Regions from separate parts of the Homo sapiens genome. Here region 2 is linked to region 1. The links are chromatin loops, found by intact Hi-C in ENCODE. Cell type or tissue: CD4-positive, alpha-beta T cell. All regions are shown on one strand.

Evidence for each region. A loop is a pair of places that touch in the nucleus more often than their neighbours do. Peaks named below come from ENCODE experiments on the same cell type or tissue, not always from the same donor. Only the 100,000 strongest peaks of a DNase experiment are listed, where the experiment ranks them.
Region 2: a loop joins it to region 1, with 3 times the contacts of the local background. A loop is called at or near these places in 11 of 110 quality-filtered maps.

Annotation. Positions count from the first base shown.
Region 1 is chr19:13,876,506-13,884,505 of GRCh38, reverse strand. It overlaps NANOS3 (nanos C2HC-type zinc finger 3), which reads right to left and starts at 7,372. Exons shown (of 2, transcript NM_001098622.3): 1 at 6,741-7,372; 2 at 3,749-4,064. The coding sequence starts at 7,257. The coding sequence ends at 4,003. BRME1 (break repair meiotic recombinase recruitment factor 1) reads left to right here. Exons shown (of 9, transcript NM_001345843.2): 8 at 1,106-1,198; 9 at 1,554-2,158. The coding sequence ends at 1,704. RefSeq lists enhancers at 737-1,582, 2,408-2,557, 3,148-3,237, 4,361-4,510. In CD4-positive, alpha-beta T cell, CTCF peaks have their summits at 4,024 and 4,229; DNase peaks (open chromatin) are centred at 2,265, 3,185, 3,605, 4,195 and 5 weaker places; H3K4me3 peaks cover 1,572 bases; H3K27ac peaks cover 1,063 bases.
Region 2 is chr19:14,476,164-14,484,163 of GRCh38, reverse strand. It overlaps GIPC1 (GIPC PDZ domain containing family member 1), which reads left to right. Exons shown (of 9, transcript NM_005716.4): 4 at 1,158-1,475; 5 at 3,386-3,571; 6 at 3,679-3,859; 7 at 4,640-4,752; 8 at 5,399-5,480; 9 at 5,597-6,402. The coding sequence starts at 1,188. The coding sequence ends at 5,748. Among named protein-coding and RNA genes, the nearest start is that of PTGER1, 4.8 kb to the right of the region's middle. RefSeq lists enhancers at 3,622-4,216, 5,302-5,817 and a silencer at 7,258-7,740. In CD4-positive, alpha-beta T cell, CTCF peaks have their summits at 3,729 and 3,930 (motif pointing right); DNase peaks (open chromatin) are centred at 3,923, 5,891 and 7,293.

The sequences.
Region 1 (8,000 bases):
CAGGTACCCGCCACCACACCCGGCTAATTTTGTATATTTTTTTTTAGAGATGGGATTTTGCCGTGTTGCCCAGGCTGGTCTCAAACTCCTGGATTCAAGTAATCCACCTGCCTCAGCCTCACAAAGTGGTGGGATTACAGGCATGAGCCATCGTGCCTGGCGGGATATTTTTTAGATAGAGTCTTGCTCTGTTGCCCAGGCTGGTGTACAGGATCATAGCTTACTGTAGCCTCCATCTCCCAGGCTCAACTGATCCTCCCACTTCATCCTCCTGAGTAGCTGGGACTACAGGCGCGCACCACTATGCCTGGCTAATTTTGTATTATTTGTAGAGATGGGGGTCTCACTACATTGCCGAGGCTGGTCTTGAATTCCTGGGTTCAAGCCATCCTCCCACCTTGACCTCCCAAACCTTCCAAGGATATGAATGCCATCTGGGCTGGCCTTTCTAGCACTGCCCTGGGTGCTGGGGAGGCAGTGTGGGACAAAACACAGAGTTGAATGCTACTGGGGGATTCGGGGTGTGGGGACATGAGAGACAGCAGATTAGATAGTCAGATGGCAGAGTGTTGGGGAAAAAAAGGCAGCGGAGAAGGGGTTAAAATGTAAGGAGGAATCAGGGAAGCCACCACCAGGAGGAGACATTTGGGAAAGAACATTCCAGAATCCTGAGAGGTGCTCAAGGAATGGCCAGGAGTCTAGTGTGGCTAGAGCCGAGGGGAGGGGAGAAGCGGGGGATGAGGGGAGGGCACGGGGCAGGCAGGTGGTGCACAGCTGCGGGAGGAGAGGGCTTGCCTCTGAGCTAGGTTTCCAAGTTCACAGCCCCCAGTGCCTGTGGGGGACAAGCCACAGGGGCAGGAGATAGGGAGGCGGTGGCAGCAGCGTCCTGAGAGGGCAGGGCAGGTAGGGGAGAAGCGGTTGGGTTCTGGGCCTGCTGGGCAGTGGAGCCAGCTGGGTTGGCCATCAGGGTTCTGTCGTGAACAGAGGAGGACAGGCTGGACACCTGGAAAAGATGGCGCGAGGCCCTGCGGAAGCCCCTCCCACTGGAGAGCTCTGGTAGTCCAGTGAGGTCGGGCCACTCTCAATTTCCTTCCCTGCTGGCCAGGACCTTCGTGGGGATCCAGGCCTCTGAGGCCTCCAGGATGGAGGATGCCACCAACGTCGTGCGTGGCCTCATCGTTGAGCTCTCCAACCTGAAGTACGGGGTGGGCTTGGACTCACGGCACAGGGTCTGCGGGAGGCCAGTGGGGACTCAGAGGAGCAGGGAGGGACTGAAGTGTGAAGCCCCTAGGTGGGCAGCGAGGGTCAGGCACCTCACTGCTGCTGGGTCCTCACCGTGGCCCCCCTCCCCCGTCCTTTGCAGAACACAGGCTCTGAAGAAAGGCTGCAACAGGCCCAGCCTGTGCTACAACAGGCCCTTTCTGGTTATGTGCACGTGTGTGAGCCGTGTGTGTGCACCTGAGTCATTGGTGACCATGTGGCTGTGAGGCGCGGCCCCCTCTGTCACCTGGTGACCACTGAGCCCCACACGCATGCCTGTGTTTCCCCCACAGCCGGCTGATCATGGGCACCCACCGGGACCTGGAAGCTTTCAAGCGCCTTAACTACCGGAAGACAAAGCTGGGAGGCAAAGCCCCCCTGCCTTACCCTTCCAAGGGGCCTGGGAATATCCCTCGAGGGGACCCACCCTGGAGGGAGTTGTAGGCCACTTTGAGGTCTGTGTTTCCTTTGCCACCCAGCCCCCATGTCCGCAGACCTCCTCCAAGATGCTCCAGGGGGTCCTAGTGGACCCTACAAACCTCCCTTCAGTTGCCCGGAAGTTGGTCTTCCATGGACAACACAAAGGAGGCCGTGAGGTCCTGGCCTCACCTGGCCAGGGTCAAGGTCATTTGCCACCCTTGGCTTCAGGGAGGGAAACTGTGTCTCCCACAGCCCCAGTGACTTCAAGCGGGCCTGGGCTCCAGGAAGCTGGCCACCTCTGAGCAGGGCCCATCCTGTCCGGATTTGCAAATTTTAGGGTCCTGAGCCAAGTATGGATGGTTCAGAATTTGTTTCTTTCCTGGAGGAGAAGAGAGCTCCCTTTGTTTTCTTTCTCCCCATTTCCATTTTATTTCTTCTGGGAAGACCCATAATAAATGATTCTGTAGAGGCCCCGTGACCTGCTGTTTGGGGCTGAGGCTTCAGTTCCTTCACCTTCCGCCCACAAACCTCTCTACCCACTTCCTCCTCCTCGCCCTCTACGAGTTTTATGCCTCAGCTTCCCTGGGAAAGCAAGGGGGGGGCGAATCTCCAGGGGTGGGTGACTGTGTGCCCACATCTGTGTGCAGGCTCTTGAGCATACACGCGGGTCGAAGCCTAAGAGACGCCCTGGGCGATCATCCAGCTGCAGGGTGAGTCCTGCGCTCCGGTGGCTTGGCCCATCCTCCAGGACAAGCTGCCTGTGGGCCCCAGACAGGAAGGAGGCCATCCCAGGAGGTTATGGATGCAAACATGGCTGAAGTCGTGGCATTTCTCATCCCACGCAAGCCTCTCGAGCCAGATGACAGTCCTGTTAGCAACCACAGGGGCTGCTGTCATCCCCAGTTTACAGAAAACAATGCCTCTGTGAAATCTGTCACTGAAAGGCTGACTGGACCTTCGACATCATGAAGCACTCTGTGACTCCTGCACCCCAGCTCCCATGGCTCAGGCGGGGTCCTCCTCCCACCCTGCAGCCTTACACCCTGGAGACCTGATGCAGGAGGGGAGGAAAGAGCAGGGTGGGTTCACACCCAGGTGAGCCCCCTGTCCACCAGGACATGCCCTGGTGTAAGCCCAGTTCCCCGGGTCTCCAGCCCCAGCGGCTCTGCCCTAGGAAACTGTAACTCCATTCCCAGACCCTGGGAGCCGCTGGGATCCTTCTGTTTTCTTTCTCCTCCTCCCCACTTCCCCCTCCACGACCCAGCTGTCTGCAAGAGCCCACCCCCATCCCCAGGGCCTCCGGTTCCAATTTAAGTCTTTTAAGTCGGAAAGCCAAGGGCAGAGGGGACAGCAAAGAGCTCGATTCCTGCTCCCCGCTGCCAGACCACAGGCCTCAGGGCTGGTTTGTGGGACGGGGGCGGGGTAGGAATGTGGACTGCACAGTGGGCGCACTGGCTTCCTGAGCACTGCCACCTGTTGCCCCAACAGGACAAGATCTGGAGGTGGAGGAGGCAGGCAGGGGTGTGGGGATTCCCCCACATGCATTTCCCCCCCGCCCTGCCAGAACAGCCCCATCCTTCTGCTCCTGCCCAAGCCCACCCAGGACATGGTCCCATTCCCTGCCCCCTAAATGTCCCTCCCTTGCTCTAAACTGCCTGGCTTGTCACTGGGGCATCCATGGTGACATAAACATTCACCTTCCTTAGTGATGAGGATGTCGGGGGGGGGGGCTCTGTCTAGTTGTGTGTCAATTTCTTCCTCAAATGAAGCCCCCACCTCCAGTACGGAGCTGGGGGTGGGATGGGAGGAGTCCACCCATCTTGCATGTCAGTGCAGGGGGTGGCTGAAAGACCAAATGTCCACAGAAAGGGTCTCATGATGTCGATCTGGCTTTGAGGTGCCATGAACCCCCCCAGCTACCCCAAGGCACCCACTTGTGTTTCTCTGCACAAAGCAGCTCACCCCAGCACCCCAGGGTGCCGAAACTCAAAGAAGGAGAAGGGGAGATCTAGGTACAGGACTCCCAGCAAGGTTCACACTACACCTTGTCCCAAGACCAGGGCTTGTCTGTTGTTGATCCATTCATAAGCATTTATTGAGGGCTGACTGGATGCCCAGCACTAGGGAAACGGCAGATGGCACAAAGGGTGGGGTCCCCAAGGACAGGGCGATTTCAGCTCTTCCCTTGCCAACCCCGGGTCATCCCCAGGGCTCAATCCCAGGCTGGGGGGAGGGTCTGGGAGTGGGGGCAGTCGTCATAGGGTGGGTCTTCCTGGAAATCCAGCCGAGCCCGGGTGCCCTTGCCCAGGTGTAGGCAGCCTCCTAGGTGGACATGGAGGGAGAGCAGGAGGGCGAAGGCTCAGACTTCCCGGCACCTCTGAAACCTAGTGGAGGGGGAGGGAGAGAAATGCTTAATCACAGGCGATGACTCAACGCTCCCCAAGTTGCCCACGGACTCGGCCTCCGGGCCTGCTGGACCTCTGGCGCCACCCAGGGGCTGCTCCGGAGACAGCGACCCCGTGACGTCTCTGGCTCCGCCGGGCGGCCCCGCTGGGACCCAGAGCCCGAGACAAAGCACAGGAGTTCCGATTCTGCGACTGTGGTGCCCTCTCGTGGCCGCCGTGCTCTGGGGTCCCCGGATCTGTTACTCCCAAAAGTTGTTCATCAGAAAGGCTGGCCGCAGGACACCATCTTCCCTATGTCCTTTTGGCCTCCAGCGTCTCCCAGTGAGACAGCATCAAACCTCACAGGAAACACTATCTTCTCCTGGAGGCAGTCTTTCATGCTTTCTTTTTTTTGTGAGACGGAGTCTCACTCTGTCGCCCAGGCTGGAGTGCAGTGACGTGACCTCAGCTCACTGCGACCTCCACCTCCCGGGTTCTAGCGATTCTCCTGTCTCAGCCCCCCGAGTAGCAGGGATTACAGGCGCATGCCACCATGCCCAGTTAATTTTTTGTATTTTCAGTAGAGACGGGGTTTCACCATGTTGGCCAGGCTGGTCTTGAATTCCTGACCTCAGGTGATCCACCTGCCTCAGCTTCCCCAAGTACTGGGATTACAGGCATGAGCCACCATGACCAGTGCTTTTTTTTTTTTTTAAGACGAGGTCTTGCTGTGTTGCCCAGGCTGCAGTGCAGTGGCACCATCTCAGCTCACTGCAGCCTCTGTCCCCTGGACCCAAGCGATCCTCCCTCGTCAGCCTCCCAAGTAGCTGGGACTACAGGCACACACTACCATGCCCAGCTAATTTTTTGTAGACACTGGGTTTCACCATGTTGCCCTGGCTGGTCTCAAACTCTTGGGCTCAAGCGATCCTCCTGCCTTGGCCTCCCAAAGTATTGGGATTACAGGTGTAAGCCATCACACCTGACCCTTTCATGACTTTAAGAAATGTTCACTGCAAAGCTGCCTGAGAGTAGTTGGGAGGGGTCGTCCTCTCCCAGTCACTATCCTCCAGGAGCTCACAGTCTGCTGGGGGAGGCAGTGCCCAAACACACCTAGTTAGACTGGCCCCTCCTCTGTTAGCTGACTTCCTCAAAGGCAATTTAAGTTGCTAGAACGAGTTTCTCTTTTAAAACCTCACTGGGGGCCAGGCATGGTGGCTCAAGCCTGTAATATCAGCACTTCGGGAGGCTAAGGCGGGTGGATCTCGAGGTCAGGAGTTCAAGACTCAGCCTGGCCAAGATGGTGAAATCCCGTCTGTACTAAAAATACAAAAATTAGCCGTGCGTGGTGGTGGGTGCCTGTAATCCCAGCTACTCGGGAGGCTGAGGTAAGAGAATCGCTTGAACCCGGGAGACAGGTTGCAGTGAGCCAAGATCGCGCCACTGCACTCTAGCCTGGGTGACAGAGCAAGACTCCATCTCAGAAAAATAATCAAATAAAAGAAAGAAAGAAAGAAAACCTCACTGGGGCCAGGCGTGGTGGCTCACGCCTATAATCCTAGCATTTTGGGATGCCTAGGCAGGAGGATCACCTAAGCCGTGTTTGAGACCGGCCTGGGAAACATAGTAAGACCCTGTTTCTATGGGAGGAAAAAAAAAACACACCAGGAATGGTGGTGCACGCCTGTAATTCCAGCTACTCGGGAGGCTGAGGCAGGAGAATCGCTTGAACCCAGGAGGCAGAGGTTGCAGTGAGCCAAGATCGCACCACTGAACTCCATCCAGCCTGGGTGGATAGAGCGAGACTCTATCTCAAAAAAAAAAATTAAAAAAAAAAAGGAAGAAAAATAAATTGATAAATAAATAAAATAAAAGTCTTCTTTCTGCATCTATAATAACCCTGCGGGCCAGATGTGGTGGCTGATGCCTGTAATCCCAGCACTTTGGGAGGCTGAGGAGGGTGGATCACGAGGTTGGGAGTTCGAGACCAGCCTGGCCAACATGGTGAAACCCCATCTCTACTAAAAATACAAAAATTAGCTGGCCATGGTGGCAGGCGCCTGTAATCTCAGCTTCTCAGGAGGCTGAGGCAGAAGAATCGCTTGAACCCGGAAGGCAGAGGTTGCAGTGAGCCAAGATCATGCCACTGCACTCCAGCCTGGGTGACAGAAAGAGACTCTGTCTCAAGATAAATAAATAAATACATAAACAAACTGGCTCGGTGCGGTGCTCACGCCTGTAATCTCAGCAGTTTGGGAGGCCGAGGTGGGCGGATCACGAGATCAGGAGTTTTGAGACCAGCCTGGCCAACATGGTGAAACCCCATCTCTACTAAAAATACAAAATTTAGCCGGGCATGGTGGCAATTAGCCGGGTGTGGTGGCGCGCGCCTATAATCCCAGCTACCCAGGAAGCTGGGGCAGGAGAATCGCTTGAATCCAGGAGGTGGAGGTTGCAGTGAGCCGAGATGGCGCCACTGCACTCCAGCCTGAGCAACAGAAAGAGACCTGTCTCAAGATAAATAAATAAATACGTAAATAAAATCAACTGCTGTTCTAAGCTCTCTCTAAGGTCTTCCCCTAACCCTTGGAGGTGGGTACTGGGGCTAATCTTACTTCACAGGGGGGCTCAGCCACTACCCTCGGACAGGTCCCCCCCAGCCACCTGTGCAGGCACCTGCTCCTCCTCCTCCTCCTCGGCGGTGGCCTGTGTCCTGTGTCTTCGCCTTGTCAGGCCGGACCAGCTTCTTGCCTGCCGAGTTTCGGGTGGTGTGGCTGTAGACGGAGGTGTAGCCCTGGCCAGTAAGTGGGCAGAAGCGTCGGGTGTGGGCGCGCTCACGTGTGGCGCCGCACTGGGGACACACGTAGTCCCGCAGGATGGGACACAGCACCCTGCCAGCCTCGTCCTTCAGCACGTGGGACTGGTAGATGGCCCGGGACTCGCCGTTGTGTTTGCAGAAAGAGCACAGGCGTTCGGGAGCTGGCGAGGACTCCAGGCTGCGCTTCTGATCCTTGGGTCCCGGCACTGGCACCGACTCCGGCGCTGGCATCGGCTCCAGGGCTGACACCGGCTCCAGCATTGGCTCTGGCTCTGGCTGGGGGCTCAGCCTGGTTTCAGGACCCTCTTTCCCACTCAGAGCCCTAACCAGGTGTGCCAAACCCAGGTAATCTGTCCACAGGTCAAAGGTCCCCATAGCTGGGCAGCATGTGCCAGGCGGAAGGAGTCACAGAGACAAGTAACCCTGCCTGGCTTAAGCTCCCTCCTTCTGACCCCTCTCTGCTGCCCCTTCCTTCCCCTCTCTGGAGCCTGGGAGTCTGTGCTGGCCGACCCTCCTTTTACCTCCAAGGGGGTGTGAAGAGGGAGGAGCAGGCTGTGGGAGGTTCCTTATTGTCACAGGGGGGCCTGGTGCCCCACTAATACTCCTCCTAAAGGGCTGTATGGCCTCTGGCTGTGCCGGGGGACTACAGGACACAGGGTGTGTGGGGGGGCATCCTGCGAGGTGCACCACAGCCCCCCGTACACACCTCCAGGGAATTGGGGGGCTACCCTGCCTCCCCTCCTTGTAGGAGTCCTTAGCCCTCCAGCCCCACTGGAGGATGGGGAGAATGGGTTGGAAACCCCACCCCCAAAGACTAGCAGTTACCAGTAACTTAAAGAAGTTAACTTAGTAACTTCTTTATAACTTTTTCTTCCTTCCCCTGGGCGGGGGAGTGGCCAGGTGCCCCTGGGTTCTTTGTGTGTGTGTGTGTCCAGGCGGGAGGTTGCTGATGCTCCAGCTGTCTCTGAAAGGAGTGTGGTAGTCCCAGGCTCATGGGCTGGTTGCGGGGGTAGGGGGGAAGGATCATGCCCCCCGGCCCCCAGCTCTGGTCTCCCTCCAAGAGTTTTCACATCGGTTGTCTTAGTGGAACCCCCATTGAATGGATGAGCAAACTGAGG
Region 2 (8,000 bases), 600 kb before region 1:
GTGAGACTCAGTCTCAAAAAAAAAAAAAAAAAAAGAGTCAGGGTCTCTTCTTCAAGAATCACTTGAACCTGAGAGGCAGAGGTTGCAGTGAGTCAAGATCACACCGTTGCAATCCAGCCTAGGGGACAGAGTGAGACTCCATCTCAAAAAAATAAAATAAAGGTTAGCTGAGCTTCATGGCATGTGCCTATGGGCCCAGCTATTTGAGAGACTGAGGTGTGAGGATCCCTTGAGCCTGGGAGATCAAGGCTGCAGTGAGCTTTAATTATACCACTGCACTCCAGTCTAAGTGACAGAGCAAGACCCTGTCACAACAACAAATGAAACACACAAGGAAGGTCACAAAGCAATAATCCTAGCTGGTATTATTATTATTATTATTATTATTATTATTATTATTATTATTATTATTATTGAGACAGAGTCTTGCTCTTTTGCCCAGGGTGGAGTGCAGTGGTGTGATCTTGGCTCACTGCAACCTCTGCCTCCTGGGTTCAAGCAATTCTTATGCCTCACCCTCTTGAATCACTGAGATTACAGACATGCGCCACCATGCCTGGCTAATTTTTTTGTGTTTTTGGTAGGGATGGGATTTCGACATGTTGGTCAGGCATCTCGAACTCCTGACCTCAAGTGATCCTCCCGTCTCAGCCTCCCACAGTGCTGGGATTACAGGTGTGAGCTTTTTATTTTATTTTATTTTATTTATAGACGGAGCCTTAGTCTGTCACCCAGGCTAGAGTGCAGTGGTGCGATCTTGGGTCACCGCAACCTCCACCTCTCCAGTTCAAGCTATTCTTGTGCCTCAGCCTCCCAAGTAGCTGGGATTACAGGTGCACACCACCACACCCGGCTAATTTTTATATTTTTAGTAGAGGTGGGGTTTCACCATGTTGGCCAAGCTGGTTTCAAAGTTTTGACCTCAAGTGATCCGCCCACCTCAGCCTTCCGTAGTGGTGGGATTACAGGCGTGAGCCACCGCACCCAGCCCTATTATTACTTTTATATAAGTGTCCTGTCACTATACAAGAGATGAGGATTTCAACCGAGGCCAATTTGTTCTCTGAGTATTTCCTTGGGCCTGTATGGTTCGAGTAGTGTGGGAGGGGCACCCAAGGCCTCTGCCCAGGCCCTGAGCCCCACTTCCTGTCCTGCAGATCTTCTGGTGACCCCACTTCTCGCTGCTCATGCCGCTGGGACTGGGGCGGCGGAAAAAGGCGCCCCCTCTAGTGGAAAATGAGGAGGCTGAGCCAGGCCGTGGAGGGCTGGGCGTGGGGGAGCCAGGGCCTCTGGGCGGAGGTGGGTCGGGGGGCCCCCAAATGGGCTTGCCCCCCCCTCCCCCAGCCCTGCGGCCCCGCCTCGTGTTCCACACCCAGCTGGCCCATGGCAGTCCCACTGGCCGCATCGAGGGCTTCACCAACGTCAAGGAGCTGTATGGCAAGATCGCCGAGGCCTTCCGCCTGCCAACTGCCGAGGTATCCACTGGGGAGCCGGGCACCAGGGTCCCTGATGGTGGACCAGAGGTCTGGGCCTGCATCCTGTTCATGAGCTGGGGCTCAGATGCTGAAGCTGCAGATGCTGAGCCTGGGCCCCACTCAGTGGTGGGGGCCAATGGCCTGGGCTGGATGCTGAGTCCCCATGAGGCACTGGGAGGCTTGTGCCCCTGTGAATTGTGGGGAACTGGAGGCCAGGGCTGGATGCTGAGTTCCCATCAGGCACTGGGAGACCTGTGCCCCAGTGGATTGTGGGAGCTGATGGCCAGGGCTGCATGCTGACATCCCATCAGGCATTAGGAGGGGTGTACCCCCAGTAGATTGTGCAAGACTAGGGGTGGATGCTGAGTTCCCAACAGGCACTGAGAGACCTGAGCTCCAATGGACTGTGGGAGGCCAGGGCTGGATGGATTGATTGGATGGATGGATTGAGAGGCCTGCATCCCAGTCGATTGTGCAAAACTGACGACCAGGGCTGGACGCTGAGTTCCCATCAGGCGTTGGGAGGCCTGCACCCCAGTAGATTGTGGGGAGCTGATGGCCACAGTTAAATGCTGAGTTCCCATCAGACACTGAGAGGCCTGCACCTCTACAGACTGTGGGAGCTGATGGCCAGGGCTGGATGCTGAGTTCCTGTCAGGCATTGGGAGGCCAGTGCCCCATGAGATGGTGGAGGCTAGAGGCCAGATACGAGATGCACTTCTCCGTGATGCCTTGGAGAAACTCAACGCTGTGGGAGGCAGGCTTGCCTGGTGCCAAGCACTGTGGGGATAGATGGGAGGGGGTCAAGGAGGGCAATAGTGGGTTTGAGCAAGAAGTAGACGCAGGGGTCTCCCTAAGTGGGATGAGTTTCTGTGTCCTCCACAAGCATTTCCTGAGCACTCACTGTGTGCCAGGCTCCGTTCCCTGAAAGCAGCAATGAATTTTTTTTTTTTTTTTTTTTTTTTTTTTGAGATGGAGTCTTGCTCTGTCACCAGGCTGGAGTGCAGTGGCACGATCTTGGCTCTCTGCAACCTCCACCTCCTGGGTTCAAACCATTTTCCTGCCTCAGCCTCCCGAGTAGCTGGGATTACAGGCGCCCGCCACCAGACCCAGCTAATTTTTGTATTTTTAGTAGAGACAGGATTTCACCATGTTGGCCAGGTTGGTCTCGATCTCCTGACCTCGTGTTCTGCCCACCTCGGCCTCCCAAAGTGCTGGGATTACAGGCGTGAGCCACCGCACCTGGCACAGCAATGAATTTTTGCTAGGACCGAAATCCTAGCTGGGTACAGTGGTGCACACCTATAGTCCCAGCTACTTGGGAGGTTGAGATGGGGGGATCACTGGAGCTCAGGAGTTCCAGGCCAGCCTGGGCAACATAATGAGGCTCCCATCTCTAAAAAAAATTATTTTAACTATGTGGGTGTGGTGGCACGTGTCTGTGGTCCCAGCTACTCGGGAGACTGAGACAGGAGGATCACTTGAGCCCAGGAGTTGGAGACCAGCCTGTGCAACATAGTGAGACCCCATATCTCCACAAAAAATACAAAAATTAGCCAGGCATGGTGGCGAGCACCTGTAGTTCCAGCTACTTGGGAGGCTGAGGTGGGAGGATTGCCGGAATCTGGGAGGTTGTGGCTGCAGTGACTATGATGGCACCACTGCACTCCAGCCTGGGTGACAGAGCAAGACCCTGTCTCAAAAAGAGAAAGGAAAACTAAATCCTAGTCCTAGCAGAGCTGACACGCTAATGTGGGCCCTGCTGTGGCCCTGGCTCAGGCTCAGTGGGTGATGAGTTACTGGGATGGAATCCCCCTAGTCCTCTCCCAGCTCTCTCCCTTCGCCCTCCAGTGGTGATTAGAAAAGGGGGAGGGAGGGGGAAGAGGTTTCAGCGTCTCCCACCCCTGCAGGTGATGTTCTGCACCCTGAACACCCACAAAGTGGACATGGACAAGCTCCTGGGGGGCCAGATCGGGCTGGAGGACTTCATCTTCGCCCACGTGAAGGGGCAGCGCAAGGAGGTGGAGGTGTTCAAGTCGGAGGATGCACTCGGGCTCACCATCACGGACAACGGGGCTGGCTACGCCTTCATCAAGGTGCCTGGGGAGACGGGGCACCCCGGAGGCCTGGGAGTGAGGGTGGGCCATGGGACCCCGGAAACCAGGGCAGAGCCCCAAGGGCTGATGACTCCCCGCCCCCGCAGCGCATCAAGGAGGGCAGCGTGATCGACCACATCCACCTCATCAGCGTGGGCGACATGATCGAGGCCATTAACGGGCAGAGCCTGCTGGGCTGCCGGCACTACGAGGTGGCCCGGCTGCTCAAGGAGCTGCCCCGAGGCCGTACCTTCACGCTGAAGCTCACGGAGCCTCGCAAGGCCTTCGGTGAGGAGCCGCCCCCTGGACCTCCCCAGTGGCGCTGCTCGCATGGGCGCAGGCGGTGGTGCCGGGAGCGGCCAGCAGGTGGCGCCCAAGCCTGGCCTGCCGAAAGGGAAGGGGTTGCAGAAAGGGAAGGGGTTGCAGCTCCTCCCGACCCCAGACGGGGTGCTGGCCCTTGGCCCAGCCTGGGAGAAGGGCGGGGGCGAGGAGGAAGTTGCCCTCACACCTAGCTTCCAGGGGCCATTAGCCCAGCCAAGCGCCCTCAGCCCTGGCCAGCCCCCTATCCCCAACAGGCCAGGCTTGACTGCTCAGTGCCAGCCCCCCCACTTTTCCATCTGGCTTCACTAACTCTCAGGAATGGGCCCCAGGCCCCTGAGGTGGGGGTGGGGGACTAAATCACTTCCCTGGGCAGGTAGGGCTGGTCTGTGGCCCAGCAGCCATACCCCCTTGGCCAAGAGGAGACGGACTCAGGCAGCTGGAGACTCAGGCTGGGGTACACCTGCTTCCTGTCCCCCAGCCCCTGGGAGCAGAAGTGGCCCCTCCAGTCTCCCCTCCAGCATTTCCTATTCCTGGCCCCCAGCTGTTCCCCCTGCTCTGCCCCACATCCATGCCAGGCCTGAGTCAGGATTCCTGCCCTCCTGGGATCACCCCGGCCCCAGCCCCCAGAAACTTGCAGAAGCCTGGAGAAGTTTGGGGTGGTGGTGAAAGCCAGGAAGGACAAGTTCCTGCCCAGAACGTGCTAAAACCAAGCTTCCCCCACACTCACTCCTCTCCTGCCTCCCACAGACATGATCAGCCAGCGTTCAGCGGGTGGCCGCCCTGGCTCTGGCCCACAACTGGGCACTGGCCGAGGGACCCTGCGGCTCCGATCCCGGGGCCCCGCCACGGTGGAGGATCTGGTGAGTGCTCCAGCCGGACCCTATCTCCGGCATCCCTTCCCTTTCTTTTTTTTTTTTTTGAGACAGAGTCTCACTCTTGTCACCCAGGCTGGAGTGCAGTGGTGCAATCTCGGCTCACTGCAACCTCTGCCTCCCAGGTTCAAGCGATACTCCTGCCTCAGCCTCCCAAGTAGCTGGGATTACAGGTGCCCACCACCATGCCCAGCTGATTTTTGTATTTTTAGTAGAGATGGGGTTTCACCATGTTGGCCAGGCCAGGAGTTGGTCTCGAACTCCTGACATCAGGTGATCCAGCCTCCTTGGCCTCCCAAAGTGCTGGGATTATAGGCATGAGCCACCGCGCCCAGCCCTCCCTTCCTTTTCATAACCGGCAGCATTACCTGTTAGCTGAGGGGACTCTGGGCAGACAGCCTGGATTCTAGTCCACTTCTGCCACTTCCCAGCTCCCAGGGACCTTCCTTGGGCACATGGGCCGCAGTTTGCCCATCAGTAAAATGGGGATGAGCTGAACACCGATACCACCTTCTCAGGGTTGTCCTGAGGTCTAAATACGAATATATGTAAAGTGGTGACAATGGCAGTCCGTCCAATTACTATGTATATTCACATTGTTATGATGTCGCTGTCACCCCTCCCTGGCCCCCAGCCCTCTGCCTTTGAAGAGAAGGCCATTGAGAAGGTGGATGACCTGCTGGAGAGTTACATGGGTATCAGGGACACGGAGCTGGGTGAGTGAGGGCTGCCTGGGGGAGGGGGCATCTAGGTCTGCTGGGGGCCGAATCCACCCTGAGCCCCTTGGTCCCTGGTGTCATTTGTGCCTCCGTTCTGACCCCTCCCCCAATAGCGGCCACCATGGTGGAGCTGGGAAAGGACAAAAGGAACCCGGATGAGCTGGCCGAGGCCCTGGACGAACGGCTGGGTGACTTTGCCTTCCCTGACGAGTTCGTCTTTGACGTCTGGGGCGCCATTGGGGACGCCAAGGTCGGCCGCTACTAGGACTGCCCCCGGACCCTGCGATGATGACCCGGGCGCAACCTGGTGGGGGCCCCCAGCAGGGACACTGACGTCAGGACCCGAGCCTCCAGCCTGAGCCTAGCTCAGCAGCCCAAGGACGATGGTGAGGGGAGGTGGGGCCAGGCCCCCTGCCCCGCTCCAATCGGTACCATCCCCTCCCTGGTTCCCAGTCTGGCCGGGGTCCCCGGCCCCCCTGTGCCCTGTTCCCCACCTACCTCAGCTGGGTCAGGCACAGGGAGGGGAGGGATCAGCCAAATTGGGCGGCCACCCCCGCCTCCACCACTTTCCACCATCAGCTGCCAAACTGGTCCCTCTGTCTCCCTGGGGCCTTGGGTTCTGTTTGGGGGTCATGACCTTCCTAGTTTCCTGACGCAGGGAATACAGGGGAGAGGGTTGTCCTTCCCCCCAGCAAATGCAATAATGCCCTCACCCCTCCTGAGAGGAGCCCCCTCCCTGTGGAGCCTGTTACCTCCGCATTTGACACGAGTCTGCTGTGAACCCCGCAACCTCCTCCCCACCTCCCATCTCTCCTTCCAGGCCCATCCCTGGCCCAGAGCAGGAGGGAGGGAGGGACGATGGCGGTGGGTTTTTGTATCTGAATTTGCTGTCTTGAACATAAAGAATCTATCTGCTGTTGGACCTGTGTGGCTTCGGGGTGGGAGAGGGGGAAGATTGGGGCTGAGAAAGAATTCAGCAGCTGAAATCCATCTTCCGCAGGCTCCAAATTGAATTAGGAGCTGGCACCAAGCCACCTGCCCCCTCCCACTGTTCCTTCTGGCTGCAGGCCACCAGGCTTCCAGGCAGGGCCAGAGCTTCCTGGACTACTGAGGGTTCAAATCCTGCCCCCTCTCCCACAAGGCCTCCTACCCCCTGGAGCTTCACAAGGCTGCTGTCTGCAGCTGGTGACAACCCCCGGACCGTGGGGAGCACCAGGGCATTGAAACCTGGCTTGGAAATAGAAAGATGGAACCTCAGGCCTGCCAGAGCCCCACCCCTACACCGGGAGGTTGGGGGCAGGCGTGAGGCAGCCCCCACCCCACCCGGCCCAATGCTGGACACGCAGGCGTCCATGGGGCACCCTGCTTTGTCCTAGACATAAACCCAGCATACTTGTTTTGACAACCCACTCATCTTCGAGGATTGAGGGTGATCAGGGAAAGGCGGGGTGGGACCCTGGCCAGACCTGGAGGGAAGGGAAGGGATTGAAGCAAGGGGCGCTGGGCCAGAAGGCCCCACAGGAATGCTTGGGGGTGAGCCGAGAGGCTGTGGGGAAGTCCGAGGCCAGCTTGCAATCCTCGTTCCAAAAGGCGGGCGGGCACTGGGCCACCAGGAAGAGGGGAAGGGGGAAAAGGGGAAGACCCTGGGGGCTGGGTGTTGGTGGACAGACCCGGGTGGAGTCGGGGAGCCGCAGTCCTGGTGACTCAGGGCATCCCCGGGCACCTGTGGGCTCCTCAGGTGTCTGTGCTGGGAGCCGCTTGCGGTGGTGAAGGGGTGTGGCTATGTGTGTCTCGGGTGTTGGGTAGCACTGTGAGTCTATCAAGAGTGTTGATGGCTCGTGACGCAATGAGGGAGGGCTGTGTCGTGGGTAAGGGATGTGATAACCGGCTCTGTGTTCCAGGGCAATTGCAGGTGTAACTGGCAGTGTCTGGTGGTGGGGAGTGCAACGGAGTGACTGTGTCTTGGGGTGTCCCGGGGTGTGGGGGTGTGTGTCTTAGGGTGCTGTTTCTGGGGCAAGGAGGGGTGCTTGGCTAGGCCTTGGGGTGTTCAGGGGTGTCAGGGTATGTCTCGGGGTGTTGCTGTTTCCTGGGTGGGGGTGCTGGCTAGGTCTAGGGGTCTCTAGGGGTGCAGGTGTGTGTGTCTCAGGGCGTTGCTGTTTCTGGGTGAGGGTGGGGGTGGCCAGCTAGGTCTCTGGTGTCCAGCGGCGGGGGGTGTCACTTCTTGTGCCTTGGGTGTACGGAGTGTGCTGGTGGGGCCTGTCTGGGATTGTTGAGGGGTCATTGAAAGTCAAACAGAGTGTGGTCAGGGGCAGTTTTGGCAATAAGGAGTGTGTGTGCGTGTGTGTATCTCTCGGGGTGCCAAGTGAGACCCTATTTCCCAGCACTAAGGAGGGTGGTTCGGGTGATCATCTCAGAGGGCTGCATTTTGGGGTGTTGGGAGGGGCTGGAATTGAGGCAGTAACTCTGGGTGCGTCCCGGCGCTGGGGGTAAGACCCTGAGTTCAGGGATGTGGCGGCA